Linked DNA regions of Homo sapiens: all the other regions are linked to region 3. Evidence: chromatin loops called from intact Hi-C (ENCODE). Cell type or tissue: IMR-90. All regions are shown on one strand. Links, peaks and the distances in the headings refer to the core of each region. The heading gives the core; the rest is flanking DNA.

The links. Peaks named below come from ENCODE experiments on the same cell type or tissue, not always from the same donor. Only the 100,000 strongest peaks of a DNase experiment are listed, where the experiment ranks them.
Region 1: it touches region 3 in a loop (4-fold over the local background); 2 of 110 quality-filtered maps call a loop at or near these places.
Region 2: a loop joins it to region 3, with 5 times the contacts of the local background. A loop is called at or near these places in 3 of 110 quality-filtered maps.

The regions. Positions count from the first base shown.
Region 1 is chr1:216,525,459-216,536,391 of GRCh38, forward strand. All of the region lies in intron 5 of ESRRG (estrogen related receptor gamma), which reads right to left. Among named protein-coding and RNA genes, the nearest start is that of USH2A, 110 kb to the left of the region's middle. In IMR-90, for the core only: no CTCF peak of the experiment used is centred there; no DNase peak of the experiment used is centred there; H3K4me3 peaks cover 761 bases; H3K27ac peaks cover 766 bases.
Region 2 is chr1:216,736,619-216,747,551 of GRCh38, forward strand. LOC124904512 (a long non-coding RNA gene) reads right to left here. Exons shown (of 2, transcript XR_007066880.1): 2 at 7,625-7,893. It also overlaps a transcript of ESRRG not described here. Among named protein-coding and RNA genes, the nearest start is that of ESRRG, 19 kb to the left of the region's middle. RefSeq lists an enhancer at 3,608-4,175. In IMR-90, for the core only: a CTCF peak has its summit at 6,222 (motif pointing left); no DNase peak of the experiment used is centred there.
Region 3 is chr1:216,594,720-216,605,652 of GRCh38, forward strand. The region is part of intron 3 of ESRRG (estrogen related receptor gamma); the gene reads right to left. Among named protein-coding and RNA genes, the nearest start is that of ESRRG, 120 kb to the right of the region's middle. RefSeq lists enhancers at 3,518-4,245, 5,787-6,355, 6,201-6,300, 6,681-6,780 and a silencer at 6,401-6,580. In IMR-90, for the core only: a CTCF peak has its summit at 6,612; DNase peaks (open chromatin) are centred at 6,152 and 6,622; H3K4me3 peaks cover 1,140 bases; H3K27ac peaks cover 1,040 bases.

The DNA of each region.
Region 1 (10,933 bases), core at 2,616-7,615, 70 kb before region 3:
AAGCCAAGAAGAAAGAAAAAATGTGGGGGGGCATGGAGGCAAGTATGGGCTGAGCTGCCTTAAGTTAAAGAGGGAAATCTAATGGCTTTCTTTTCCTACAACCTTTATTTTTTACTAGTTGAAAATAAGTTCTGCCTGGAAAGCAGACTGACTGAAATTTGTTTGGCCATCAAGAAAATAGGAAAGCAATGCCATATAATATAGGACTCTAAAAAATATATTTAAAAAAGGCATTTTTCAGTCTAACTTTGGGATTAGATGGATACTGAATAGGGAAAAACACCATTTGGAAGCCACACTTCTGATTTGAAAGAAAAAGGATCTATGCTTGAATCTGACTTGCTTTACCAATGTACTGGTAGAACTAGGTCAAGAAATATCAGAGTGCTTCAGGGAACTGACCAGTGGTCCATAGAAAACCAGTCCCACTTTGGAACCAGATATCTAAACACTATCCTCTTCAGGAAATTCCCAAGGGGTCCCCATCAAATTTGGTCTAATAATTTAAAATTCAAGCCTCCAAAATAAACACATACAGGCTCTATCTTGAACCTTGGAGAAAGCTGACAGATATCTCCACAAGCCTTTAAAGAGTCTGTGGAAAACATTTAGCAATAAATGCCCGTAAGATAAAGGTTTATAGTCAGGAAGTGATGTCTGAGGGGAGAGGATAGTGAGGGGAACTATAACTTTGAGGTCTAGAGATCTGACTACAACCAATGGTATTAACTTAGCCCCTGTGATGATCTGACTTGTGCCATCCCACCCAAAAGATGTTAGAGTCCTAACCTCCAGGACCTGGGAACATGACCTTATTTGGAAATAGGGTCTTTGTAGATGATCACATTAAGATGAGGTCATTAAAGTGGGCCCTAATGTAATATGACTGTATCTTCATAAAAAGGGGATATTTGGACACAGAGATGGACGTGTGCAGAGGAAAGATGATGTCAGGACACAGGGAGAATACTACCTACAAGCCAAGGGATGCTTGAGGCCACCAGAAGCCAGGAGAGACAGGAGAGAAGCATGGACCAGACTAGCCTGCAGAGCCCGCAGAAGGAACCCAAACCTCCTGCCACCTGCTCTTGGGCTTCCAACTTCCAGAGCTGTGAGCCAATATATTTCTGTGGTTTATGTCACCCAGTCTTTGGTACTTTGTTTTAGCAGCTTTAGCAAACTAATACAGACCCACAGGTGACCTTCTTATCTGTCAATTGCAAACTGTGGACTACACACTTCTGAGGAATCTTCCAGTTCCAACAGTTTCTAATTCAGAATAACAAACCGAGCTAATCATGAAGCACAAGGCTGTCTGGGTAACGGTGAGCACCTCAGACAAAATCCATGGACTGGGAGTAAATAGACCTAGAATTGGGTGCCATCTCTGCCACCAAAGAACTGTGAAACACTGAGGAATGACTCAACTTTGCTGGTTTCTGCTTTCTCATCTGTAAAACTAGAAGGTAGAAAAAGTATTCCTGAAGGTTTATTTCAGCCTTAAATTATTAGGCTTCCAATGGTTCTACTGTGACAAAGTTCAAATCAACTAGTATTTAGAGTATCTATTACAAGTGAAGCACTATGTTCAGTACCATTGGAATATGCAAAATGAATAAGACATAATCCTTGTCATCTAAGATTTTATAGCACAGTAAAAGTGGATAAGACCATAACAACCAAAAAAGAAAAGTATTGCAAGGATGGATCCAAGTACATGTCTATGCAGAAAAGGAGAGTTTAGTGCTTGGTTGTACACATTCTCCTAAATGTATCCATATCCATCACTTTCTCTCCTCCCCTCCATTCCAGTTTTGGTTAGGCCTTCATCATCCTTTTGGGGTAAATTTTAACAGCATCCTTACCAAAATCCTTTTATATCTTGTATTTCTTTCTTCCATCCTACCCAGGGCTAGTCAAGCAATCTTTAAAATATGAAACCTATGCCATTCCCTCATCAAAATGCTTTCTTTGTTTCCATATCTCCTACATGATAAAACTGAAACTCTCTGGTAGAACACAGAATTTCTTTCATTGTTTGTTCCTTTTCCCTTTTCCTGCCATATTTCCTAAAAAATCTTCCTCTAGTAATTCCTCCATGGATGTCCTAACATGTTAAGTGAGCTCATTTTCCTAATCCTAATGTCAAAACCTACAGCTCCACTATTTCCCTAAGCACCGCCATCCACCTGCCACCTTACTCTTGGCCCTTCACTGATCTCTCACCAAGTTTTCTCTTTTATACATGTGAAATCATTCTCAAATACACACACTTCTTTCCATTCTCATTGCCATGATCGTTGTCACTGGGTAGCATCTAAGGGCACTTGTAAAATATAAATGTGAAGATGAAGATGAAGACATAAGCAGGAGACACAGAGCTGAGTGTAAGTGACCCCTGAAGTAAGGGAGTGGATGTGAAGATCTGCTGCTTGATAGATGTATCTGTATCCTCTGGACAGTGGTTTGCTGTGTTCTAGATAAACTCTTCAGGGTGGAGATCTCTGATTTGTTTCCTGCTATGTCTCCAGCTCCTCAAACAGTGCCTGTCACATAGCTGGCGCTCAGTAAATATGTGCTAAATGAATGAATAGAGAATTCCTCAACAGCTCATTGACTGGCTTTCAAAAAGATGCGACGTTAGGAATGAAAAGACCATTGCAGGAACCAGATCCCTCACCCACAGAAAATACATCAACATATAACAAAAAGGGGTGCCTAATGCTTTTTCATTAATTCAATGAATGTTTATTAAGGCACTGATTTCGTATAATGCTCTTTTCTTATAAGTGCCTATAAAGTATATAGGATTTTTATTTGGAGCCACTTAGACTCTGATAAAGTCCTGCCTAAATTTATTAACCTCAGCCAGTTCTCTTCAATTTAGAAGTAAAGTTGATGTTTCAGTCATATGGACTAGCTGCTTCTCTTATATTTATAAGTAACCATTCACAACAGACTTCATGATAATGTCACAATTACTTTTTTGTTATTTATAAGTACTGTCATTAATTTATCTACCTATCCTAGTTGTACAATTATTTTGACAATATGTATACATTTATGTTCTGTAGCTTGCATTTTAAGCCTCTGAAATACTAACCTAGTGAAGTCATGGATGAAAACAATGCTCATTGCTTCTTTCTACTTGCAGGAATAAAATATAATATGTCTACTTTTTTAACGTAAATTTTTAGGCAATCCCAACCTAATTTTTGTCAAGTGTAAGAAGGAGCTTCTCATGAGAACATTTTCCACACTAAAAAACTTGCAAGAAGATTGAGAAATCCTGGCATTTTATCATTATGGGCTGCTTCACTCTGAATCAAAAACAGCAAGGAGGAGACAAGGCAATAAAAATGCATACATAAGGCGTCCCCTTCTCAGTCCAGTTTAGAACAATGGGTCCTCACTAGGTAAACACTCACTTGTCAGAAGTACTTGCAACACTACAGTCATTGCAGCACCAAGGGAGTAAGGGCCCTTCCTATGATAAAGCAGCAGATTAGACAGTTACAAACAGCAAGGAGGGTTCTTGTCTGTTATGTCCTTTCACTGTGTCTTTACACACAGGTGTTAATGTAATTTAAATGCCACTTAGACATGTTTCAGGTTTATCAGACTAGTTTGTGTATCCATTCTTACATAATAATTTCAAACAGGAACCAGTTCTACCTGCTGTGGGAACCTGCATAACTATAGATAGCTCTATGCAAATAATCTGGGCAAGTCAAGCAGAATCTATTTAAATCTAAAAGAAATCAGGTGGGACTTTGAGGAAATGAAGCAGGAACCAAAAACATTTTTTAATAGGTCAGAACCAGGATCACATTATTTTGATATGAACTTTGTTTTTCCATTTATGGCTGGCTGAGAGTTTGGATTCATGAGAAAATTATTCTGTTAAAGATTATAATTTTTCATTGAAAATAGAGATATGAGGAGAAACACAAGCAGATGAATTTTGTGAATATACATTTTAGGATCAAAAATATGCTTTTTAAGTCATGCAAAGTTTTAATAAACTAACCAATATGTTATTACTAGAAAATGTCATTTGTCGGGCTTCAAAAAGAGATAGGCATGCCTCTAAAACTCTTTAAAGCTGTCGAAGAGGCAATCCCAGCTGTAATTTTTGGTTAACTTTTTTCAAACAACAAATTATTGGCACTTCTGCCTTCCTTTCTACTTTTTAAGATTTGATTTTCACTATTTCTAACTCAAAAATATATTTAAAGTATAAAATGAATTTTTATGAATTTTCATTTTCCCACACGTGAAGTTTAATAATAATATTTTTAAAGGTGAAATGAACTGCTTTTCTTGGGAATATCCCACAATTAAAAGAAATTTATAATTAGTGACTTAGCTTGCCAGGTGCGGTGGCTCATGCCTGTAATCCCAGCACTTTGGGAGGCCCAGGTGAGTGGATCACTTGAGGTCAGGAGCTCGAGACCAGCCTGGCCTACATGGTGAAACCCCATCTCTACTAAATATATAAAAATTAGCTGGGCATAGTGGCATGGGTATGTATTCCCAGCTACTCAGGAGGCTGAGGCAGGAAAATCGCTTGAACACAGGAGGCAAATGTTGCAGTGAGCTAAGATTGCACAACTGCACTCCAGCCTGGGTGGCAGAGCGAGACTCCATCAAAAAAAAAAAAAAAAAAAAAAAAGGGGGTGGGGGAAAGAATAGTAACTGCCATGGTTGCTTCATTTCTGTTATTTGTAATCCAACATTAGAGTCTAATATTGTAAGAACCTTTTAAAAAGCACATTCCACACACTGAATAAATTGAAATAAGCTGTAGTGAATTAACATTAAAATATAGATAGATATATTAAGGTCTATCTATCTATCTATCTATCTATCTATCTTCACTGATGTAGTACAAGAGACAAAACTAGAAGGAAAAGAGAAGTGCTCACTGGACCCCAGTCTGATTTTGGATTAAACACTGCCTATTCAAGTAAGGTGAAAGTTCAAAGTTTTTCCTAATACTGCTTGCATTAATGAAGGTAGAGTTGCTGGCTTTAAGGCTCAGGGTATCTTGTCAAAAAGATCTTTGTGTAACTGTTTTCCCGTTTGTGAAGGCCTCACCTACACGCACATTAAGCACAGAATGACAGGCATTGTGAGAACCTGGGTCATTTCATATGGGTTAACCTAAAAATTTGAAAATTGTATTTAAGCTGCCACGTACAAAAGGGAGTTGTGATTATCTTGTGTACTTTCACTGAAATGACCAAGAATCAATTCTATCTTGGATCCCTAAAAGAAAAATTGCTTATAATTTCTGTACTGCCTTTAAAAACATAACTTCAAATCCTTTCAGAGTTACCTAATTGGTCCCTTGATATAGAAATACAAATTCCAATAAAAGCACTAATTATTATAGACTTGGTGTTTGTGGAGTTAACGCTGTTATCTCTTCTTGTCTTACTATTACTAGTTACAAGTAAAGCAGAAAAAAAAATGAAAATCCTTCAGGTGTGCTTTTCTCAATTTTCCTAAAATAGAAACTATAACTCAGTGTCTTTAACATATGCCCTAGGAGGAGGAGAGGCAGAAAAAACAAAACAAAACAGGAGGTCTTCTGCATAAATGGAAGTTAAAGGATTTACAGCATAGGCCATTAAAAACAAAGTGCCATATGTATTCATGAAAGAACGTAGAAGAAATATGTTATCCATGAGATGCTTGTCACAGATATGAAATTATAGCATGCTGACCCTGAAACTCCACACTCAAATAATATTAGAAATCCTTACTACTGATGCTTAAAGACCTAGGCATAATTTGTGTTCTGGACAGCATGGAAAAGCAGCTTCTCTGAATTTCTAGCTCTGAGAGTTCGGTTTAAAGTCAGGCTCCCACACTGTTTTTCTCTGCGGCTAATGAAGATCTGTTTGTGAATATTTACTCCCAAGTTCACGGCTCGTGTTTGCTGGCTCAAGCAGAGCTAAGTCATTATGGCTTGGCATACGTTCCACTGGGGAGGCGACCAGTTATCTTCTCATTGACAATAGAGGCAACCCCTTCGATTCCTCTCAGCCCTCCCTTCTTCCTCTCTACACTATCCCCAGTTTGGATGACTAGCCAAGTTAAAATGAAACCAAAACAAAAACATCAAACAACACAGCTCTCGGAATTCCTCAACCATATGAATGCAGAATCATTATCAGTGGTAAAAGGCTGCCGGTGGTATATATTTACTATGGATATATGATACACAAACCAAACCTGTGCCTCTTATAATAATTCTTTCTGTGAAGATCCTCCATTCAAAGTAGAATGGAGAAGGCAAATGTAGCTGCAGTTAAAAGCCATAATTCTTCTCCTCCCCAAATAAACAAGAGCACCCACAGCAGTCCCTCTAACCTTCCCGCTTTGATCTGCTGGAGAGTGCATTTACCTTTGTATCCCACCTCTCTCCTAGGCTGTGACCATTTCCTTTCATGTCACTGAAACCCTGCAAAAAAAACCCAGGAAATCCTAGAAGTTTTTATATCAGGTTGATTCAAGGAAATACGTGAAGGAAAATACAAGGGTTACCATATTTGGAAGTTGTCCTGTTTCCTAACTAGATTTGAGTAGCATGAACATTACCTCTGGAGGCAGAGACTCTTCTGTCTACAACAGTCCAAAATGAAAGGGGGAGAAGAAATGGAGGAAAAAAAAAAAAAGCTGCCTGATTCTAATACACCTAATTAGCCATCGGCAGACTCTTAATTGCATACATTAGGATGATGCCATAGTGGAGATTAATTCTAAATATACCCAAGCAGCTGGTTAAGATGCCATGGATTACAGTGTGGACTGTACTTTTCCACTTAATTAGATATCAAAATTAAGCAGCAACAAGCATTTTGACATAACGGGGATCAAGCCGCTGCTTGGTATCCCAGAGCTGCACTAAAGTGACCGCTAAACAGAGCTGCACAGATGGAGGGATATTAAATGCCGCACTGGAAAGTAATTTCAAATAATAAAATATCAATATTTACATTTTAATTACCCCTACTGAGAGCTGCTCTGTCATTTTCACTATTGCCGACGCAGCAAGGGGTAGTGGAATGACATTGCGGCTCTGGCCGCAATGACTATTTTGTTTCCATTAAAGAATGACAAGTGTTTTACAGGCAGTGACACTCGGTGTGTGAGTAAGAATGACAGCAGATCAGAAAATTCCTATTAAGGGACTAAATGCCTCAACAAGAGAATTTACTCTGAGCACCAGCTCCTCCTTGAAGCACATAATCCTTTCCAAATTTTCTGCTGAAAGTTTATTATTGGGGAGGCCCAAGGGAAGTTTTAGTCTCCCATGAAATATTTAGATCCGTAAAACATTATATGATGATTGTCAATTTAAAAACAATAATACTTGACGGGAACAAATATCCAGAAGTTATGTGTAAATCACAACGAGGTTGGGGGTTTTCTTTTTTCATATTCTCTCATTTAAATTGACAATACCATTGATGATGTTTCCTGGAAGCATATCTATTTCTTACCGAGTACATGGATGAAAGCTCGGGATACAGCTTAGAATAATTATAATAAAAATATTGGACTTGTTTTCACTATCTTTTCTTTAGCATTTTATTGCACCTGACTAGCTCAATTATAATTTCCTTGATAGAAAATAAAGTCCAGGATGGGTTATAATTTGTATGTGTAAATGCACATCCATGTGTATAAATACTAAATACTTTAGTTTCTGTTATTATTTAAATGTAGCAAATTCCTAGTGGCACTTACAGGCCCTCACCAAATTTAATTATTCTTTATGGGGTGTGAAGATGAGATGAAAAAAAAATAAAAGGTATATATTAGATGTGACATGCTGCATTCGCAGGATAATAAATGAAAACGGTAAAGTCTTCCTTTGGGGATGCCTGTCAAAACTGTAGAGATCTTGAAAGAATTTTAATGCCTCAAGATATGAGAGAGTGTATAAGAAAAACTCCTTGGTCAGTATACTATAGTAGGCAGTTAACTGACCCCCTATCTCAGAGCCTGCATTTATTTAATGTGTAGAGATGAACAACCATAAATGTGATAAATGGCTACAGCAGGAGGCAGAATAGAATTTTTCAAAGAAAAGAAAAGGGAAGTTGGGGAGTTCTAGAGATCCTTAGCTGCCTCTTTTACTCCCATTCTTTTTAAAGTATCAGTTTTGAAGTTGAAATAAAAACTCGATAATAGGCAGGGTATACTAACGCATGTTCCCTAACTAGCGGATGTTCCTCTTAACAAAAAATAAAAGTGCAATTGGAAAGTATTTCCTAAGCATCCCTAATGCTTTTAGGACAAGACAGATCCCATTTTTCAGCTACTAGCACCTTTTAATTTCTGAAAGAGCCACGGTTGAAAATCTTAATTAATTGTTCCATACTGCTTCAGGATCATTATGCAATGTAATAAAGGCCATGTAATTATGAAATTTTACAGCCATTATCAAGGCTGATGGCTCGTAATTCATCCTCAGCTGGACCCAATGGCTTTTAGGCACTAGGCTCCTCTTTGATGAACTACAGACAGATCTATCAGGCCCAAACAATATCCAGGCGAGGCAGCTATAATAGCTACCTACAGATGAAGCCATAGATAAAGATAAACTATAAATCTACACACACAAATGCAGGCACATTGCCTGGGGATGACAGAGGAGAGAGGATGAGACACTTGGGAAAGGTAGTTGCTCCCACGAAGGCCACCTCCTGTGCTTCTCGCTCATTCACTCCAGAATGGGGTGGATTTTATAAAAGACAGCAAAACCCCAGTGAACATCTCATTTATTCTCCGTATCTCGAAATCAAATGAGAGAAGGAAAGGGTGTCCATGAGCATTGTATTTAGTGCATTATTTAAAGGGCAGAGACTACTCAGATATCCTAATGTCTATTTCAGTAGTGAAAGAGAAAGCTAGATATATGAGATGTTATTCCTGGCACATAGCACTAACACAGCAATCCAAAATAAGTACTCTGAGACAAATTCGATTATAGCTCATGAGTATCTCTTTCATGGATATTAATATCTTTAAAACAATAATTCAAGAACAACAAAAATTCATGCTGAAATGTAGGCAGGGAAAATAACATTGTATTTATACATAACTAAAACGTTTGTAGTTCACATGTATTGACTCATTTTGGAATGTAGGAGTTCATGTAGCCGAATAACTGATGCAACTATTCTGCTTAACGTATTTCTGACATATCTCTTTTGGTGAATTAAGCATTTCCATAAGTTGTTTTACACATAAATGTAAAAAGGTCATCTAGGAGGTTCGTTTGACAACCGTAGGGGTACACTCCAGGGAACATCTAGCTCAACTCTGCCTTTAGGTTGTGGCAACATCATGGAGCTGATGCCCTCGGTCCTTTTGACGGCATCAGCCTCATGTTGGCTCGTTTCACGAATGCGACCAGATAGCTTGTCTGCAATGTGGCTTATCCCAAAGGAAAAGCCCATCAGTGGGTCAATCCAAGTCAGCCTGCAAACTGAAATGATGGACCATGCAGAGAAGGCAAGAAAAGCAGCAGGATGCATGGAGGCTGAGTGTGGGGTTGATGACTGACAGAGAGTTAGGGTGTATGGGTGTATGTAAGAGGCAAGGGTGTTCATAGGCAAAAGAATGTAATATTGGTTGAAGTGACATCAAGTCTCCAGAAAGCACAGCTTGAGACTGTTCACTGAAAGTATGGATTAAGAGTGAGAGAAGCTGACTTCAGTGCAATCTCAGCTACTAACTAGCTGTGTAAACTTCAGGCAGTCACTGAATTGCTCAATTTCCTCATCTGCCAAATAAGGTTGCTAGACTGGATGATGCTCTCTCTGGTCTATGGTATGCTCCAGACTAAACCTTCCACTGAACATCTTTGATGTTCCTCAATATGGGCAGGGAAAACATGAATCCAAAACAAGCCTTTCCTGCATGAATGGACAGTCTTCCTGCCCGAATCAAGGCTGAGTGTATTTTATCCTGCAAACATGATCTCACCTCCCATATTTTAGATAAATGAAGGACATCAGATATAAATACCCTTGACCTACTTCCCTTCTTGTCTGTAGCAGGACTAATTCTTAACACCTTCTCACTTGTCTGTAAGTTAAAGAGACTGCTCTTTCTTCCTAAGGAAGGCCTTTCCTATGTTCTCAATCCATCTGCTCTGGCCACCTTGAAGATTTTGATCCACCAATTTTCTACTTGGCCCCTCTCCATTTCTTATACTTATAATCTCTCCTTCTCCTCAAGTTCCATTCCTTCATCCCTCTATTCTGATAAAATCTTACTTCCATACTGGCTTTTCCCCAATAGCTAGCTCTCTGTCTCTGTCTGTCTGCCTATCTGTTTATCTGTCTTTTTCCCTCTCTGTTCACTGCATCCCTTCACCACGAAAATTCCTGACAAAATGGTGTACATGCACTTTTGCACTAAATTCATCTCCATTCCACTAAAGTCTGGATTGCATCTCAGCTCTATCATACTGTAATCACCAATGACCTAATTGCCCCATCCCATGGCCTGTTCAGATCCGATTTGATCTCTCTGGACTATTTTGTCCAGACTGACCCCTCTCTTACTTCCTGAAGCTCTTTCCTCCTTTTGCACTGATAAGACATCTTTCTCCTGGTCTTTCTTCTTTTATGCCAATCCTTTTAATGTAATACTTTAAATAATTCTGTGTTCACTTCTTCTCTTCTTCCTCTACCTGCCCATCCATACATATCTATGGATGTAACAAAACTATATCACCAGTACCCCCTTCTCCCCAAAGAGCAAGCCTTTATATTTCTGGTTTTTTACAGGTCATTCCCATCAAAATGTCTCATTGGCAACTCATATCAAAATGTCTAAAATTGAACTCATTTTCCTCCCAGACTTAGATCATTTTTAAATACTGAACAACACAGAGTTGAAATTT
Region 2 (10,933 bases), core at 3,625-8,624, 140 kb after region 3:
GGAAGAATGGTTTTTGGTCATCTGTACCCTTGCGCTAGCTGCTGCATTTCGCTGGGCTTCAGTGAACAAGAGGGAACCGGTGCAGAGATTCCACACCAGCAGAATCTCCATCAAGTAGAAGCTGGTTGAAAACACAAATGATTAGGCTCCACCCCTGACCTACTGGGTCAGAAACTCTGGGGTTAGATCCCAGCAGTCTGTGTTTTAACAAGCTCTCCAGGTCATTCTGGGACATGCCAAGATGTGAGAATAGGATCTCTATAGACCTGTTTCCCTCTAAAGGTCTACAGTTTCATCATCAGGAACAGAGCTTTTATTAAAAATAAATGGCTCAGAATTCGCTTTGTTATTCATATATTCTCCACCCCCAGCCCCTACGTTTTTTAAACTTCATGTTTCAACACATTGAGTCTTAAAAATCAAATCCTGCAACAAGAAATACCAAATAAATTAATAAATAAAGTGATGCTGGCTGCTACGGCTCAGTTTACAGAGAGGAATGTGGTCCTTGGACTTTTAAAAACTCTAAATTCAGTTCTTTCTCTGGCTAGTATATGTCTCATGGTTCACTCAGCTGCATCTGCTTCAAAGTTTGAAGCAAAAGCCTTAAAATTGGTGGAGACAGATATGGTGACCAGAAGAGCTGCAGACAGTGGTTCACCCTTGTTTTGAGCCTGGCTTCTGCTATTCTTTAGCTGGTAGACAGGTGGGCTGGTGGGTTAAAGTCTTGTATGTCTCAGTTTCCTCATTTTTAACATGGTGATGACTCCAATCTCATATTGTTGCTAAGGGATTAAATGAAATGGTCTATATATAGCATTGGTTTCAACCTTTGAAAAATTCCAATCCTCAGGCCTCACCCCAGCCAATTAATTTAAAATCTTTGGCATCAGGAGTTTTGAAGGCTCCCAGGTGAATTCAATATGCTGCCAAAGTAGCAACTGAGACCCACTGCTAAATTACTTAGCCCAGGTCCTGGAATCATTATTTTACCATTATTGAACCGTGTAAAGGAAGTGTATGTAAAAGCATAAACTTTGATATCAGATGGCCTCGTCTTAATCCTGGCTGTACAGACTGTTGGCTGTGTGACCTTGGGCAAGTACCTGAATTATTGGTTTTATCATCTGTTAAGAACAACAATTAGCAAGAAGGGATTAAAAAAAAAAAACAATAAACTTATCTGCTTACTCAGTAAGATTGTTATGAAAACAAATAAGATAACATAAATCCAAGCTCACTGTGAATGATGCAAGTATAAGAAAATATTCGTCCTTACATACAGCCCACAAAAACTATCAGTGGCTTGTGTTAGATGCCAATCACTAAATGCAAGTGACTTCCAGACCTTCACTAGTTCTGCAGATGAGACATCACTTTTTTTTTTTTTTTTTTTTTGGTCATGCTAATACCCCAAAGCTCAACAGTGATCATAGGATGAGATAATCTGGTTCCACTTTGGAATCACCTGGAGACTTTTTAAAAGTACAGCTGCCTGGGTCTCACCCAGTGAAAATCTCTGAGGGTGGGGTCCATACAGTGGTATTTTTGGGATAAGATCTACTGGGGTTTCAAACTGCAGCCAACATTAAAAAGAAGGAAAAAGGTGAAGTTAACTGCTGAGGAAGGGGCTTAGGGTAAAGTGAAGACCATCTGTGGACTCCAGCTTTTGTAGTGACACAATGCTGAGAAACCAAATTTCCAGGGATCCATCAGTTTATGAAACTTTACTAAAATAAGTCCTATACTGCCAAGCAACTAAGGAGAAAAAAGTGAACCATAAAATGCTTATCAATGAAGAGCTGAGTATAATGTAAAAATCTATTCTAAATACTATGCTTCAGAGTAAAAACAGATGTGAAATGGTTAAACAAAATCTGTGGTATCATAAGGCAATAAAATTTAGTTGCTTTTCATTTTCTTCCTTATATTCTTATGTATTGTTTAGATAATTTTACAATGAATGCAGATTATTTATTTAACAGAAAATAACAGTCAAACAGAATGTAGTAAGGGGAAAAAGTGGATTAAGTAGGGGAAAAGTATGAAATGGTGAGACAGTAAAATAAATGCCAGAGCTGAGAAAGATGAAGCAGCGTGCACTTATAAACAAAAAAAATTCTAGGACTCTCAAAACACTGGCAGATTCCTGAATACATGCTAATGTTTCACTTCTCTCTGCCTAGCAAAATCTTACTTATCCTTTTTAAAAATTTTATTTGTTATTTATTTACTTATGAGACAGGGTCTCACTCTGTCACCCAGGCCTGTCACCCAAACTGGAGTGCAGTGGTGCAATCATAGCTTTCTGCAGCTTCAAACTTCTGGCCTGAAGTGATCTACCACCTTAGCCTCTCAAAGCACTGGGATTACAGGTATGTCCCACTGCAACCAGCCCCTACTTATCCTTAATACTTAGTTTACCTTGGAGCGGAGGTCAGGGGAGGCTCCCAGTAGAATAGAGACCTCAGCATCCCTCTATCATCTCAACTAACCAAATGCTATTAATGTTTTCTTCGTATTTATCTGATTCTCCCATGACTGTAAGCCTCTTGAGAGTAAAACTGCATCCTGTTTATCTTTATAAATAATCCCGACACTGAGAGACAAGTGCATAAAAGGTATCTCCAAAGATTCATTAAAGTGAAAAAAAAAAAAAAGTTCCCCAGCTGTGGGAAACAGGCAGAATAAGATGTGATATAAACATAGTTCTACATAAGCTATTTTTTAAATAAAAACAAAACAAAGACAACTCCTACACATAAACTATCTTCTGTGATCTTTTGGACTTTCTATTTGAGGTTAACAGTGAAGAGCTGCCAATGCTCATTGCTCAGTGGGTTTAACTGATAGGTGCTCTAAAAATGCAAATCATTTGATCGTCTGATGACTGGTATGTAGAGTTTATACCAGTAGTTCTCAAAGGAAAATATCAGTATTATCCAGGAACTGTTAGTGTAAATTCTCGGCCCTGCCACCCCAGAGAAACCCTGGGGATAGGATTCAGCAATCTGTGCTTTATCAAGTCCTCCAGGTGATTCTGATGCATGTTCGAGTTTGAGACCCACTGGTCTAAGCTAAAAGATTTAGAAGAAATGAAAACCCAGCTCACTGCTAACTCCTTCTCAAAATCTATTTTGCTAATATGGCTCTCCTATATGTGCCATGGAACCCAAACTCTGATGCGCAAATGTTTCAAAACAGACCAAGACACCTCTCAACTGTTAAAATTCCCACCTCCGACCCCTCAGGAGAATGAAATTTGAGATGCAAAGACGTCTCTTTCCTACAGTTTATCCTGCCAGACTCCTTCATTCCTCACTCTGTTCCCTGCAGATTGTCTTGTAAATGTGGCCAGAGACACATCTTCAGTCCTGAGTCTGACTGCTGACCTCGGCTATGTTAGCCCCTTTGCTGCTGAAGAACAGCCCCTTGGATCACTGACTTGCTATTATTCTATGCTTAATAGCCCCGACCTGTGCAATATTTTTTATCTGGCTACAGTCCTATCTCTAAATTCTCTATTTTGAATGAATACCAATTTTGTGACATGAAGTCTTCTATATAATGAAATGCAAACAATGAAAAGGCTAAATCAGTTTACAAAAAATCTATTTGTCAAACAGTGTGGAGATGTTCCCAATTTAGTCTGGGCAGTTCATGCAGCTCTTGATAAGGGAGTTAAAAACCTAGCTGTTCACAGAATGAAAATAAAGGCATCTGCACCACAGACACATTTTCCTTTCAAAAGTCTTTGTTGTAACTTGTAGCTAATTAAATGCCCTTACACAAGAGGTGCACACACACACAGCAAAATCAGAGAATAATTTTACAAGAGAGCCCCAGAGAAGAGGAGAGCACAACACAAGCTTCCCACTACCATCTCTTATATTGCATTTACATTTCTATACAGCTTCATCAGCCTGACAAAAAAAGCACAAGGGGAGGCCTTTTTTGTTCAATTTTGGACGAGAGAGATTTCTAAGCCCTGCAAAGGAACGTGCTTAACATTAAAAAAAAAAAGAAGAAAGAAAGAAAAAAAGAAAGAAATTGTAACCCTGCCTTAGATGCTTGTGGAGAAATAATGCTTTCTACACACCTTTCTATATCACCGACAGAGGAACTAAAAAATTATCAAGAACTTAAAGTGTTCCATTTTTTTATTTGTAGTGTTTTCCTCACTCCTAGAGATTATTTGCAGGCAGAGGTGCCCCTGTATTAAGCTTGACATTTATTGGAGTGGCTTTGAATTTACCATGTCACATTTATCAAAATGGGATTATATATACATATTGACATTCTTTCATTTTTCCACCTTCTGAATTTAACTATTTCATTGGGCAGAATTTAAAGTGTTAATTCTCAGATAAATTTTTTAAAGTCATATACGAAATTGGTTCTCAAATATAACTGGCATTGAGTTATCACAGTCCCCCCTCTCTCTTCTTTCACGCCCCCGTCCCCATATGGGAAGACTGTCCAACATAATGGGATAGCATTGGATATAAAAACAGAACATTGTCTAAACAGAGGATTGAAAGCTCTTTGGGGTCAGGGTAATTTATATTATATTTATATTTATAATTTATATAATTTATATTATATAATTTATATTTATAATTTATATTATATAATTTATATTTATAATTTATATTATATAATTTATATTTGTAATTTATATTATATAGTTTATGTTTATAATTTATATTATAATTATTTCTTTATACCTGTTCACAATCCTGTGTCACTACATGTGTGGACCCCTCAGGCTAAAACACCAACCTCACAACCCCTTTCTAACACTCCCCCCCGCCCCTGCACACACCCCAAAATACCCCCCTACACATACACACACACACATATACCTCTTTTCCAGATGGAAACTCAGAAAGATCACCTCCTCTCGGGAGGCATCTCTTATCCTGCCATCCTTTAGCATTTTCATATCTGTATGTGATTTTACTTCTCTTATTAAACTGTAAGCTACTTGAAGGCAGAGACCCTGTCTCATCTCAGAATGCTTAGAACACAGCTTAGGGCCTGACAGACTGGATGTTATTGAACAGGCTGTTTAATGAATAAATGAATGAATGCAAGCCTAGCTGGGCAATTGCTGTCTAAGCTTTGAATTCTTACTATTATGAAACAGATGAATTCATGCAACCCTCTTGATGTCAAAAAATACCACACTTTCGTACATGGGTGCTTGGAATACACTTGTCAACTTCTAAGTCCTATTGGTTCTCACTCTAAATCATCTCTACATTCTCAAAGTTAAATTCCAACTGCCTGAATTTCCTCACTGGTGGTTTCATTGGTCTCTCTCCCTCTGTTTTTCTGCTTCTTTCTAATTCATTCTATATGCCATTCTCAAGTACTTTTACCCCACATTTTCCACTGTTACAGAACAAAATCAAGATTCTTTTAACCTGAAAATTCAAGTCTATTCATAACCTGACCCAAACCCTCTTTCCTGGCAAGTTTCCCACAAGTCTGCTTCACAGAGCCTGGGTATCACAGCCTTCACGTAACCTGAACACACCAAATGCATTCTTATTTCCAGGATTTTTGCCTCAGCTATTCCCACCATCTTATATTTAAAGGACATCCATTTGTAATGCTCTGTATACATGTGATATGTCTTTATAAAGTAGGTTAGAGCCTTGAAAAAGGGCATGGCCAATTTGACTTGAGAGAGGAGCAAAAGATGCAGATTTTCTGAGCTATGTCTCTAAAGACTGTTGGGGGAAGAAAAATTTGTGGTAAGTGAGCAACCTTTAAGATAAAAGAGAATAATGGAATCATGTTTCTCCAATAGAATGTAAGTTCCTTGAAGACAAGAACTACCTGGTTCATCTTTATATTCCCACTAGTACCCAGTAGAGTGCTTTGTATGCAACAACTGACTAGTAAATATTTCTTTAATGATTCTTTATCCATTTCTGTCCTAACTCCATCCGACCCTTTCATACAGTACCTTGCATATACTAGATACTCAATAAATGACAGCTAAATGAATGACTGATTTCTTAATCTTTCCATTCCTTGTTAAAATGCAAAAGTGGGAGAGGAACAGAGTAAGTAAAATTGCAGTTACTGAAAAAACAACTTCAGAAAATGAATCGTTATGAACACCAAATATGCTTATTTTGTTTACACACCAAAAGTAAACTGTACAAGAAAACAAGTAAAAATGTTGAATTCACATCGCCCTCTGGTGTTGGACTCTCCCAGACAATTAAAAAAACCCTCAAACTTAAGAGTTTAGGGAGATTTTACTTCAAAATAGGAGCATTCAACCTTCCCTGATCAAGGCAAAATGAGTGTAGCATTGAATGAGAGGTGCAGCATCTTTCAAATTTGCTTCAGTTGTTAAAGATGAAATTATTAACTCCAACAAAGTATGGAGCCTCTAGTATATTTGCTTAATGGAGTGAATTCCTCCTTCTGTCAAAGTCACTGTGTCTCACCATGATAGTCATTATTAGAGACCAATGGAATGAGGCTGCTAGCTGTACTACAGGTCCTCTGTATAAAAGGTGTGCTTTAAAATCTAAGACAATATGACTTTTCAACAATAGCATACAATGGAAATGTATTTATTTGCTAAGCCTGAGAAAAGCCATTGAGTAGAGAATGAAAGTTACAAAACAGGCACAGGCTATTCATTTGCTGTTAATGCTGGGACACTGTGCCAAGGCAGCTGAAATAAAACAATACACCCTCCTTGAGGTGACTCTTAGGATCATGGAGAGAACCCTGGAATAAATATCTCAGTGTGAAATTATTGTTCTGTCTATGGCATAGAATTCAGAAAGTCCCTTATATTAAAAAATATAAAAGTATTCCTCTTCAGGGTAATTTAATTTAGAGAGCTGGTTTAAATTTTCTGAAAACTAATAGCATGTTTTGAAGGCAGTCTTAGACCCAGAAACATAAATTAGAAAACACATTGTGCCATGATTCCTTTAGAGAGTTTTTCTAGCAAGCTGTTAGCCACTAAGTGCTCTCACCATTGCCATCATCTTCACTGTTGTCATCATCATCATCACCATTCATGGATAACACTCATCATCATCACTGTCACTGTCGTTGTGATCACAGTCATTGACATGATGGTCAGTGCTGCTAAGTATCACAGGTTTATGATGTGCTAGGACTGTGCTCAAAATTTTACATCATTTAGTTCATCTGAACCTCACAATCATCTCAGTAACATTCTAATTTTACTGATTAGGAAGCTGAGACTTCGTAACTTACTATAACTTCCATAGTAGGTAACTTGCAGAAATAATTCTAATCCTGCTTACGGAAACTTTTGCTCTTAATCATTATATTGACTGCCATTAGGTACCAGATTTTACTTGTGATTCCTCTGGACACGGTGCCACATGGAGTGTGATTCTGTTCATTTATCTGCTGTATTCCTCTTTTTATCTAAGTGATGAGCAGAAAGTTTTGCTAGGAGGGTTTTAAAGGGTTAAGTGCTTTAAGAGAACAAAGCCATAGAGTTCAGTCTTGGGTGGATAAGGAACCATGAGGGAGTAAGAAATACATTGTCCGTTAGAGTCTCTTCCTCTGTGCCTCTGAACAAACGGCAATAAAATAAAGAGCATGAAACTTCTGGGTGCTAAATCAATTTATTTATTTATACTATATTTGGCAAGCATTTATTACATTGTTGTTAGCACTGCACTAGGCGCTAAACAAAATATTTACACACAGGAGAAATGCAAGCCCATATTCTTGCCTTGGGAAGTAAACATCAACTGTACAACATTCATAGGGTAACTCATTCGATGTTTTAATCAACTCCATCCCATCTGAGTCTAGTACCACACACTTGAATATGTGCACACAGACATGCACACACACACACACACACACACACACCTCTGTACACACTCCTAAAAGCAAACGTCCAACGATGCCAAAAACACACAGATTTCAGGCAAAAACTTTCAAAATTTGTCCAACAATTAAAAATAACCTGATTTTAAGAAATGCACACACATAGGACTTATAGAGGTTATTTCTACATCTCACCATCTTTATTCCTGGCAATACATGCTGTGTTACCTATGAGTAGTCTCTTTTTGGCTACAAATGTGTCCCATCTTCCATCTGTTCTTCTAGCAATATTGCTGGCTTACTGCCATTGAAGCTACATCAGCCTTCATGATGTCGTCTGACTAGGTTTTCTCAAGTACCCGTTCATTTAGCTCTCCAGGTGAGGGCAGGCATATACATTTTTCTGTAGTTCTCTGAGCAGGGTTTAACTTTGGTTCCATATTAGCAAGTGTGTATGTTTCTGCTCTATTTACCAAAGTTTGCAAACTATTTCGATAGAGTAGAAAACAGAGTCTAAAGTTCCTCAAGAAATTGCTGGCTGAGCCATGAGAGAACTCAGCCCAGGGTCTCAATTTTTCTTTTATAATGGGATGTCGGTTAGAGGTGTGCCTATTAAAGACAATACTCCCTGGATTTTGCTATATTCTTTCACATTTTGCTTGTCTTTCATCCTTTTTTTGTTTTTTGTTTGTTTGTTTGTTTGTTTTTAAGTCGAGTCTCACTCTGTCACCCAGGCTGGAGTGCAGTGGCACAACCATGACACACTGCAGCCTCAAACTCCTGGGCTCCAGCGATCCTCTCACTTCCAGCCTCCTAAATAGTTGGGACAACAGGCACACACCATCATGCACACCTATGTGGTTTGTTTGTTTGTTTGTTTGTTTATTTCCCATCATTTTTTCCCAAAGACAGGGTCTTGCTATGTTGCCCAGGCTGATCTCCAACTACTGGCCTCAAGCGATCTTCCTGCCTCGGCCACTCAAGTTGCTGGGATTACAGGCATGAGCCACCATGCCCAATATGTTTTTGCTTCTTTCATTCACTTAAGTAACATTTTTCTCTATTGCAGACACTGTGCTATGCATAGGAGTTTTTACCCTCTTGAGTTGAAGGCTGAGGTTCCCCCTGCCCCCTCCTTTCCCTTTGTCCAGTCTCTCAATGCGTGTATTCAATGCAGGCTGGTTAGCCAATTGATTAGGAGGTTGGGTAAGTTTCCATGTCAGCTCTGTGTATTACTAGGAGTTTGTCCTTGAGAAAGTTACTTAACCTCTCTGTATTCAGTTTACTCATCTGTAAAAGACACACTCAATAAAGAATGGCTATTATCTTTAAATTGTATTATGGTGATGTATATTTATATTTCAGTCCTCATGTAGAAGGCAATTATCTATGTATCAAACTCATTCTGTAAATTGTAAAAAAGTATACAAATGTAATGTGGTGTTATTATTTAATACAGGGTTTAATATAGGCTTTAATGTAGAGTTTGTTTCAAAGAGAAGTGAAAAATATTTGTTGAACACCTACTATGTCTTAAGCTTTGTTCTGAGAGCTTTACTTACAGTATTTTGCTCAACCTCAAAAAAGTTCAATAATGTAAAAATAATAACAGCCTTCTTTTATTGTGCAATTATCTAACAATCTTAATAATGTAAAAAGTAGATATTATGGTGATAATGATTCTGATTTTATGAAGAAATAAAAAGAAGGAAATGAAGCTCAAACATTAACTTATCCAAGGAAACCTGGCTAGTAAGTGACAGAACCAGAATATGACCCCAGGACTATCTGCTGCCAGGGTCTGAACTCTTTCTGCTACAACACATGCTTTTCCTAGATGGAAGCAATGTATAATAGAGGAGGCCCAAGCTAGGCTGATGAAAAGAAAAATGATACCAAACTAATAAAATATTCATATTTACAGGCAAAATGCCCTCATTGGAAAAATATTAATTTAATATATATAGTGTTTTATATCCCAAATAGTATGACATCCACATAACCGTAAATAACAGAAGTTACCAAAGCTAACTTTTAAAAGAATTCTTTGCTTAAAGTTCTTAATTTTCGTAGTATTTTTGCTTGCCTAATGATAGAATGATGGTGTCAAATTTGAAAATGTAGGCAGATGTATTCATTTTTAAAGGTATCACTTGGAACGTCATACCATTTATTTAGATCCTATAGCTGATTAGTGACCTGTTTAAATAGATAAAACTGGTAAATGTTTGATGAAATAATAAACATGTGCACTGAATCTTCATCTCCTAACTTAAAGCTCTTACAGAGTTGTCAAATTCTAAATAAACAAAGACTGGTCCCTTTTTCCAAAAACTGTCTGTTCATCAGATAAATGAAGCATGTAAACCCACGTGCACACACTATTTTGCTTTACTTTGTGCTATACCTGTTTGCAAGGAATTGTAACCATTTTCCTTAAAACGGCCTTATTTAACTTAATTTTTTTCCTTCAATATATTCAAAAGACCTTAGATTATTATCAGTAATTATCAGTATGACTTAGCAAAGGAAACCTCATCAAAGAACTCATAAAACAGGCTTCATAGAATTTGTATTTTGTAGACTTGTTTTATTTTATTAATTTCTAGCACAAACATCTCACTTTAAAGCTTCCAAAAATGCTTGCACACCCCTAATCTGATTTTACCTATTTGTGAGATAAATGATGTTAGTTTTCCAGTTTTATTGATTATGAAACAAGGATTCTGAGACGTCATTTAAATTGCCTGGGATTCTATCAACCCATAAGTGGCAGAGACAAACTTGAGAGTAATTACCCGCATCCCACCAGGCTTCTTTCTGTCTTAGCCCTGTGTTTATTCTTCTGCCTCACTCTATGGCAATACCATATGATGGGAATAATGTCAGTGTTCATATACCTCTTTGTCTCACGTGCTAGGTCCTCACAATATCATTCATATGGCTCTGTTCCTCTGCACAGGTCCTTTATAGCATCACAAGGATATAATGATAGATTGGGTGAAATCCCTCTCCCCTACCCCTATGCCCAGCAACACAGCTTCTCTCTGATTTCTCTGGATATCCCAGACACAGGAAGGTA
Region 3 (10,933 bases), core at 3,756-8,755:
CTGGAGACTTAGGATTTAGAAAGACAGCATCACTAAAAGACACATTACTTGGCACACAGCAGTCACTCAGTAAATATTAATTATCTATGGCCTTCATTTCACTCCCTTCTAGGAGGATGCACATAAGAAGAAAACAATTGCAATGCAAAGAAATTCGTCTTTAGTGGTAGAACTTTGGGACTCAGTAGTACCTTGGTAGGGAAGATATTTTGAGGCCTGGAGTATTTCTAGCATCTGTCATATCACAAGAGGCAACCACTTCAACCATCCTGCAGAAAGTAGACTATGGCTAGAGGTGATGTTTCTATAAACTCCCCAAGGAAAAATTCTGCAAGTACTTGTGTGAGAGCAGGAAATCTATCTCCCTTGCTCTATGAAAGAGGACAGGGACTTTCTTTTCTAGACAAATGTTTGAAAATGAAAAAACCAGTATGATTAAAACTAAACATTACATAGCACATTTTTAAAATGTTTAATGATAGAAAACATAGCTCATTTTTTCAAAGTTGATATTATTACCTGGGAAGGCTTACTTATGTTTAAAATTATCTAGTGCTCATGGCACTCAGTGCTCATCATGTTAAGAACTCAGGTTAGCTCAAAAATGACAGGGCATGATACATATAGAAGTAGGAAACTCCAACATGGCACAGCTGCTATATTCTTGCATAATCAATTATGATTGAATTTATTTATTTTTCCACTTGATAAAATATATTCTGGAAATGCATTGAGAAACATGCACAAAAAGAACCTGGTTAAATTATTTTAAACAATTAAATATCAAATAATTCAAAAAATAAACTGCTAGTATCAAATGTCAAATGCATAAAATGTCAATTTCTCGGAAAGGGTGCAGCACATTTCATTTCTATTATGCTTTTAGCACCTTTTCTCTATTTCTAGAGACAAATAAATTTTGAGGAAGCCTAATTAGCTGTCTATTCAAGCACAACTCAGTGAAAAAGCTAAGGGTATTCTTGGCTGTTTCCTCTCAACTTCTGATTCTTTAGAATGCTGAATTTATGCTTAAACTCCCTCAAAGACCCTGGGATCAACTGCCAATTTTATTTTCTACAATGCTGGATTATGAAAACACAGCATCAATAGCATTTTTTTTCCACATAATTTTGGTAGAAAAACTATAGGACTTTAAGAATAAAACTCAGCAACAAGTTGGGTGTTTTTAGCAGTGTAGAAGAAAAGACAAGGGTTTATTGCCATGTTTCATATGCATGATTTTGATGCATGCTGCCCCAAAGCCAATTCAAACAGCAGTCAGGGACTGCAGCAAATTCATTTACTCTGGAGAAGAACATGGGTTTCTTACGTTGCTTCCAACTTGAACAAGCCCCATCCCTGGGGTCAACTGGCTCACTGAGAAAGTCGAATGAGGAACAACATAAAACACGATCACTGCTCTAGTTTTCCCTAAATGCTCTAGGTAGCCGTCACTTTACCCTGTGTACACCGCATTCCCTTACTGCCCAAAGTAATAAAGACTTCTGTCACTGCGAGAGCTTTTCATCTTCAGGGCTTCTTTCTCCTCTCCTGATAAGACTGCCAACTCCACTCTCTGTAAATGAGCTCATGTGAACACTTCATTTTCAGTGCGTGAAAACAAAAAGGGCCACTGCCCAGCTTCAGAGATGGAGGGGGCAGTGCTCTCTCTTCAAAGTCAGAGGAGGATGTTTGAAAGGGATTGAAACTGACCTAGGGAGCCTCCCGTGGAATAAGGAAGTTAAAGCGGAGCCATTATACTCCTCCGCTAGCTTCACTTTTATTTTACAATGCCTGAAGGCTTGGGAGTGCAGGGAGGGAGAGTGGGAGGAGAACAGACCAGCTATCTCTAAACCAATTTCTGTTTGTGAACATTAAACATTTGCATTCACTTTGGCCAACACCACTAGCCAATATCAATGCTCCAAGTATATGTGAGCTGAACGTTTCACATGTGGGACAGATGGCTAAACCATTACAATGCAGTCAATTTCGAAATAAGTGAATCCCAGCTTAGGCTTCCTCGTCCAAACAGTAACTAAATTTAATTTTTTTGCAATCAGTGGCATATGTTTGCATCTGTCTACAATATGACTTGGGCCAAATCTGATCTGGCCATGGCATCCTGAGTACTAAGGCTATACAATTCCTAGTGTTAAATGTATTGTAAATACCAGAGGGGGCAGGTTAATTAATTAAAAATATATATTGGGTTTTTTTGGCCCTTTGGAGATCTACCATGTTTGTGATACAGGTAAGAGCTGCTGACCAACTACAGGAGTTTCTGTTATCCTTTTTAAATGTTTAAAATTTCCCTATCCAATAATAATAATAACAATAATAGTAATAAACAGAACCCACATTTACCCACATTTAATTGTCTATTACAGCTAAGAGAAATTGGCTTTACCTGTTGGCCTCATTATAGTCACCCAATTCCATTTATTCAAATGTGTACAATGTGCTTATTACGCACCAGGCACTGTGCTAGGCATGAGACAATACCAGAGCATTCTTTCCAGGGCTCACTGTCACAGTCAGGCCGGTACACAGGAAAATAATTACAGCCGTATAATGCTTGCATTTTAATAAAAGCATGGGCTAGACCCTAGAAGGAGTATAAGAAAGAAAACTGAACTCTTTCTGGAGAGGTCAAAGAAGGAACTTGGGCATCACTGTGTTGAGTTGCGAAGGTGTCTGTGCATGAAGAAGATGGAAGGATATTTCAGTCACAGAGAACAGCTGTGGCAGAAAAGCAGGAAAAAGCAGGATTTGGAACTGTGTTTTCTAACATGTGTTATGTAACTTAATTAAAATAAAATAAAATTTCAAATGCTGCTACTCAGGTACCCTAGCTGTATTTCAAATGCTTCCCAGTCACATGTTGTCAGTGACTATCATATTAGACAGTGGAATCATGGAACACTCCCATAACTGCAGAAAGTTCTATTTGACAGTGCTGATTTGGAAATGTGGATTACTGATAACTGAGATACTACAAAATGTGAAATGTATGAAGGGACTTGGTCCTGTAGATCCTGAGAAATCACTCAATGAAATGGAGATTTCAGCTTATAATACTTCTAGAGCCACTGATGGATTTAAGGAGTGACGTAGTGTGGATAAATGAAGGGGACAGAAAATGAGTGACTTGATCATACTCGTATTTTAGAAAGACCTTCATTCAACCTACAGTGTGAAGGGTGACACATATGTACATCCACATTCACATACAATATTCCACAGTATACCTATCAACCCATATAGGCTTTTCCCTTCTTTATTGTTTCAGTGAATAATAATAACAATAATTTACATTTATTAAATGTATATTGTGGAACATTCACTGCCCTGAATACTTCATACATATTAACTTACCAAGATCAAGGAATGGAAGGGCATCTTTGAGATACATGTTGACTTCTAAAGACCAATAGTTCAATTTAATCCTCCATTTATATTGTTTTATAGGAAATATAGAACTGTGAATAGAAAAACTGTAGAGAAACACATAGACAGGTTGAATCTATGGTGCAATTCATCCTGCCAGCTAAATTTAAGCTCTAAGCAGGTTTAGCTTGGAACCTCTGGTGGCTGAGTGGACTGTGGCTGCTACATGTATCTGCAAATAGATGTGGCATTTGTGGGAGTGCCAATAAAAATCTCTTGAACTGCATTAATGGGAACTTCTCTATATAGAATATTCAACAAAAATCGCTGAAAGAAATTGTTCATATGGAACAACCCACCTTGTGAGACTGTAAGAAATGAAAAAATGGAGGCAACAATTAGAAGCAACAATGAGCAGGGAATTCTCCAGTGACCTGCATCTTACTTAAATGGTGAATTGAGGTGGCTGGATGTCTGGCCAAATCTCAGCTTTCTTTGTTTTCTTGGGAAGGGTATTTTGCTCACCATCCTAATCACTTAAAGTCATGCTGTGCTCTCACAGCAAGTCAGTGAAATATGCTTTCTTCTTTAATGGCTAAAACTTGATCCAGGTTTGGCTGGAAAAAAAAAAGAGGCTTGATATGGTCTGGGATCTGGGTTTGCTTCTAAGCTATTTGTATACCTCATCAGTTTCCCATAATTCACTGAGTCAGTCAGTCAAAAAGAATTAATTTAATGCCTACTGTGTGCAGAGAAGAGCATATGGTATACAAAGACACAATTCTGACACTCAAAGCTTTTGAAATCTAGGTAAGGAAGAAAACATACCTATAGAAAGAAATATTAAATAATCAATATTTAAAATAATATGTTATAAATTGAATGCTTGAGTGCAAGAGGGATCTGGGAACTTAGGTGAAGTTATGGGTATGGTACATGTAGTTAAAAAAGAAGATTATCTGAAGGAGATTGGTTGCAAATCAGATTGCAAAGTGTCAGAAAATGAAAAATATTAGAGGTTTAGATATTCATAGGGGGTTCCAATAAATTTTTTCTGATTTATTTTATAATCAACCCACAATTAAAGATCTTGAAAATTTAACCAGAGACACAAGAGATGAAATATACCAAAGCTAGTACTGGTTCACAAGTCATTTCAAAAGAAAAAGTAAAACCACATCAGAAAGTATATGTCCTAACATCTCACAACAAGAAGAACTTTACACAGTGTACTTTCCTTACAATTTCTTGAAGCTTTGCTATTTACAATTTCTAATATAATTAATGGGGTGTTTATTATGCTTAATGCTAAAAATCCTCTGATCTAATTTTGAAAATGAATTATTCCACTTAACAAGGAAAAAAAATCCTTTCGATTTTTACCCAAGTGCTACAGTTCTCCAAGTATTCCATATTTTCAGCTATTATCCCTTTCTTACAAAGAGCCCACTTAATAATGTTCACTCTAACAACCTCATTTATTTTCCAGAAAATTAACTCAGTTTCAACCCTGATTAATGATTTCATCTAAATGAATCAAATTAAAAATTGAAAATTATATTTCAAAAGCCAAAGAAAAAAAAATTGACCATTTCCAGTTAACAAATGATCCTTTCAAATATTAAAAGATGACCATGAAGAGTGCGTGATAGTAATGAAATCTGGCTCGGGCCTGCTGCTTATCTGGAGTTCATGGAGGAGGAGAATTAACAGGAAAAAAAAAAAAAGAAAGAGAAGAAAAAGGTACCCTATGCATTTTTAACACGGAAATCCCTTGGGACACCAAAGTGACTTCCACTTAGGCTTCGCCTATAATCAGTGTACCAAAATAATATGAGCATTTCCCTGTTAATTAAAACTGGGCTGGAGATGCCCCTCAGCAGAAGGGGGATTAAGAAGTCACACACACTAATAGCCCCTGTTAACAAAACCTAAACCGTGCAAGAATGCTTCATGCTATGATGTCTTCTCTAGGAGCCGGAAGCAGTCCATGAGGAAAACAAGCAACTAATTAGGGAGAAACTTCTGGTCTGATACGTTATTTTTCTTTTAAATCCATTTTGGCCGGGGGTTGGGGAAGGGAAGGGTGACTAGGCAGAGCAGAGAGGATTTTTAGGACACTGAAACCATTCTATGTAATACTATAATGGTAGATACGTGTCATTATACATTTGTCAAAACCCACAGAATGTATAACACCAAGAGTGAACCCCCACATAAACTATGGACTTCTTTGGGTAATAATGACGTATCCATGCGGATTCATCGATTGTTAACAAATGTACCAGTCTACTGGGAAATGTTGATAATGAGGGAGGGTATGGATGAAGGGGGGCGGGTCAGGGGATATTAACTCTGTACTTTTTGCTCAATTTTGCTGTCAGCCTAAAAGTGCTGGGTTTTTGTTTTGTTTTGTTTTTTAACTTTTAAGTTCAGGGGTACATGTGCAGCTTGTTCCATGGGTAAAATTGTGTCATGTGGGTTTGCTGTGCAGGTTATTTCATCACCCAGGTATTAAGCCTAGTACCCATTAGTTATTTTAAAAATAAAGTCTTAAAAAAAAATCCCAAATAAATAAATCCACTCTTGAGGTATACAGATGACTGCATTTATCTGAAGTCCTGTGAAAAAACTTTACAATTAGGGACCATGTCGTTTTCACCCAGATTTCCGGATGTAATTCCGTGTTTTGAAATGTACGCACAAGAGTAAACAATGCAGAATGATCAGCCTCACAGCGGGTCACAGGACACAACCGCCGCGCTCTGGTTGGACGCAGGCTGCATCCTGTTTCCCGGACACATTTATTCAGCCCAATCTTTCCTGTCTGAACACAGACTGTTGATGATAAAATAGCATCTCAAATTATGAGGGAGAAAGAGCTGCTTCGGCGTTCCTCCCCGGTTCTCTGCCTGGATTGGGCTCCCGTGGGTTGCTGAGGCCCTCGCGGAGGCCTAGGAAGCCCGGCAGCGCGGGCGGCAGCAGCGGGTTGGGGAGCAAGGCCGGCTTGGAACGCGGGCTCCTGCCCACTGCCACCCGCAGGCTGCCCCGGGCTCCCGGGCGGGCGCTCGGCCAGGGGCTCTGCTCGCTCCATGGACAGCTGGGTGGAAAGGACGCCCCGTGAAGGACACCCGGCCGTCGGACCGCGCCCACCCCTGGGCCTCCCAGGGGCTCCCTCCGCAGACTCCCAGGGACTTCCTGGGAGCCACCGCGGAGGGCGCTGCGCGCGTCCGGAGCCGACGCCGGGCTTCAAACAGAAACCAAAGCCCGCTCCAACGCCGCGAAGGAGGGGGGCTCCAAGCATCCTAGAAAAGAAAGCTGGAGGGAGCGCATCAGAGACACAAGTGCGGATAAGACTTAACACATTTCCTGAAGAGGATTCCTTGTCGCGAGTTGTCTTGGTTATGACAGAGGAAGAAGACTTCAAAGTGAATAAGCAAGGGGGTGCCCTTAATCAGGGCAGAAATGTGGTGGCTTTGGGATTTACCTATTTCGTACAAGTTGCGTTCTTTTCAGTGGCGTATTTCCCAGGTCCCTTGCAAGAGCTGTTGGACCCACTCCCCTCTTGCCCACAAGTTGGAATATTATTTCATTAATCACAACAGGAGGCAGATGTTACTTAAGATTTAGAAAGAGAAATAAAGGCATAGATGAAGGGGCTTGCATCAAGTTCAAAAAAGAGTATTATGTTTATAGCTCCTTAATTATTATTGGTTATCTGCCAGGCTTTCTATAATATACTTTGTAACATTCTGGAATTTTTAAAAAGTACCCTACTTATCTTTAAACACTGAAATCCATTCAAAGCCCTACAACCGATAGGGCCTTTGGGAGCGTTATTAAAATCCTCTTAATTAACAACAACAAAGTGAAGGCTTAAAATGGTTGAATGACTTGCCCAAGATCACACAGCTAGGAAATAAGCATTGGATAAAAATGTATGGAATGTCTGAGTAAATCCTAGCCTTTCTGTGTTCTACTTAAATTCCTCAATTTTAAATATAGTTGTTATATCACACACAGTTAGGGGTATTATCCCCATTAGCAAAGAAAGTGCCGTAGTAAAGGCAGCTTTCAAAATTTTCAGGGATTTTGTAGAATCACTGAGGAGTAACTATGTTGTACATGGTTCCTCTTCCATTACATTTACTAGAAGAGGCTAAAGGGTCACACACCCTCACTTGTCATGAGCCTGAAAGACTTTGTGACTGTTCTAGGTACATACATGTAACAAGCTTTTGATACAAAACATAATGCGAAAAATAAAATGTTGTTTGTGAAGGCAAAGATTCATCAATACCAAGTATAATCTGTTTCTTTACATTTTTCAAACAATAAGACTGAGATAAGAAAATCAGAACTAGGGCCAACTGTAACAGGTGCTAATAGAATTTTTCCATGAACTATTGTGTCAGTTTAATCCCCAGCCTGACCTGGAACACTTTGGCCATTTTAACACCAAGCTCCCCGGATTATCTATTCTGAGTTAAATGTTCCCAAGTGGATTGGTGATTGTGCAGCGGAGAGAAGATCTGCAAGGATTATTCTAAAATTTCACAAGAATTTCCCTGACATACACTATATATTACTATGAACTATGTTTTCAAAATAATGATACAATGAATTGCCTAGCCAAGCAACATCTTCACAGTTTAACCGAACACTGAAATGATTTTCCACAAGCTCAATGTTCAGAAAATAAATGCAAATTGGCTATAAATTAATTTAGTCTTTAAATTAATACTTGATCAATAATCTGACATTGTTTTCATTGTCTACATGAAGAAAACTAAGACAAAACAGTTTTTCAGCTGTATTATAACTTAGTGTTAAACTACATCTATATAGCCCCATCTATATAGATGGAGAGACTCTTTTAATTCAATTGCTATAGATAGCAAAATCTAATAATAGAGATCTTAAAGCATTATCTTTTTACTTGAATTACTGAATTTAGTTGCTATCTACACTGATCAGAATACCACATTAATTTTCTTGATTTTATATTTGATATTACAAAAAATCCCATTTTAATGATTAAAGATGCTGAAATGACATTTTTGAATGAAATTAATCTATGTAGCTTAAAAATATTTCATTTTCATTAGCATTCCCTCTTATTTTTTTAACAATAAACTCCTTATTTTAAAATATAACTCAAAGCCCATGTTCTACACAAAATTTTTCAAAATTATCTCAGGCATCCATTCTCCAAAAGACTGATACAATCTGTGAACTGACCCTAACTTTCATTGAAGTAGCATGCAAATATTTGTTATAACTTTACCTATCTGCCTTATCTGGTTTGACTTAGCTAGATGTGGAAAGATTTGTACTTAATCCTCACCAGAAAAAAAGACACTATTGAATGCTAAAGACCCTGTGAATATTCTACAAAAGAGCTTTCATTGCAGATCAGTTTAAGTCGGAGACATAAGCAAAAGATAAAAAACCAAAGACAGTTATTCACTGACCTCAGTAATTTTCAAGCCATTCTATAAAACTTGGAGATTCCCATTAAAGAAGACAGAAAAATCAGCCGGGCACCGTGGCTCACGCCTATAATCCCAGGACTTTGGGAGGCCGAGGCAGGTGGATCACTTGAGGCCAGGAGTTCAAGACCAGCCTGGCCAACATGGGGAAACCACGTCTCTACTAAAAATACAAAATTAGCCAGGCATGTTGGTGCATACTTGTAATCCCAGCTACTCGGCGGGATGAGATGAGACATGAGAATCACTTGAACCCAGGAGGCGGAGGTTGCAGAGAACCTAGATGGTGCCATTACACTCCAGCCTGGGCGACAGAGACTCTGAATCAAAAAAAACAAAAAAACAAAAAAAAAAAAAAAAAGGAAAGAAAAATTGTTTAACTTATGCCATCACACCCTAGTCACACATTCTAGCATCCTGTGAGGAAATGAGGGCGTGACATTAAAAGAAAGAGTGTACATAAAATTAGGAAACTGCGGTTCCACCTGTGTTAGAGTCCAGACAGTGAATCGGAAACCACAGTAGGCACTTCAACAGGGAGAATTCAATATGAAAACTTTGGTCCAAAGGGTGTTGGAGAATTACAGGAGCAAAAACTGAACAGGGATTGTAACTACAGGAAGCAACTACTGCCTCTGGAAATTGTGGGAATAAAAGGAAGTGTTCGGCACATCAGAATCTAGAAGCTCAGTGAAGAGGGCCTGTTGGACTGAGACTGGTATCAGAGGAGTCAAAGCCAGTGGCCAGTGCTCGGCTTTCCCAAGTGCACAATGGGGCTTCATCTGAGAGTGTCACAGAAAGCTAGAAACTGTGCCAACTGTCAATGTCAGGGCAATGGGTCTTTAATAGAGTGGCACTGTCAGGAACAAGTTAATAGGAAACAGACACAAGGATACAATTCTTTCTCTCTCCTAGTGTCCTGAATCCCAGCCCCCCATATCACAAAGAAGAGCAGGTTTAGAGCTGAGAGACAATAGCTTAATAAGGGGCATATAGGCTTAAGAGAGCTTTCATAAATGGATCATCAACCTCATCTCTAAAAAACAGTGACCTTTCCATAAAAGTGCATCCTATGACATTAGAATGGGATTGGGTCACTTTCTTGATCCAATAATCTGTTGCTAATACCTAGCATTCACGCCCTAACCACCCTGCATACATTCTTTTCCTTGGCCTGTACCATCTAAAATATTTGCCTGTTGTTCCTTGATCTAAACATGCATTCTTGACCTTTTTAACTTAAAACCACAAAGTATATCATCATTTTTCACCAAATACACTGTAACATTTTTGTGTAGGATGAATTATCTTTGAAATATATTGAAACTCTAGCCCTCTGCCTAGCTTTAGGGCTTCTTTGGCTCATTACCAGATGGACAGGTGGATGGAAGGAGGGAGGGGGAGATGCTTATATGAGTGGGAGGTATGAATATGTGTGTACAATGAGGCTGTGACTGTAAAGAAACACACAGTGCAGAACTAGGCCAGTAAACGTAACCAAGAAACAGAGCTTAAGTTAGAACTTACTAAAGGAGTTTTCCATTTTCTTCTTTTTTTTGCATTAATATTGTTGGTCAGATTTGCAGTGTTATATGAAAATAGTACTATGGCGTGTGAACCAATTTACTAAACAAATAGCAGCTGTAGTAAAACATCTGTTTGGGAAAGAGGAAATATAAACTCATAAAATCAAATGAAGGCAATGTGATCTGTACTTTCACAATATGAGAAAACTAGACATATGGAGCAGTTTGCAAAAGATTATCAATCATTCTATTAAAAAAAAACAAAGTGTGAAACAGGTAACATTATGATCTTCACACAACACATTAGCCAGTATCTGAGTAAGATTTTAGAAAAGGGTATGAGAATGTCTCTCAGGAATGAGAATAGCATCAACATCTCCCTTACAAAAGGAAATTTTTAAGGTGTGAAAGAGGATTATATCTAAAAATAACTATATGTGTCTATGTATACTGTCACCAATAGTAAGATGATTGTTGTACTATAATTATACAAGATTAAGGTAATAATAACAAAAGGAAAGAAAA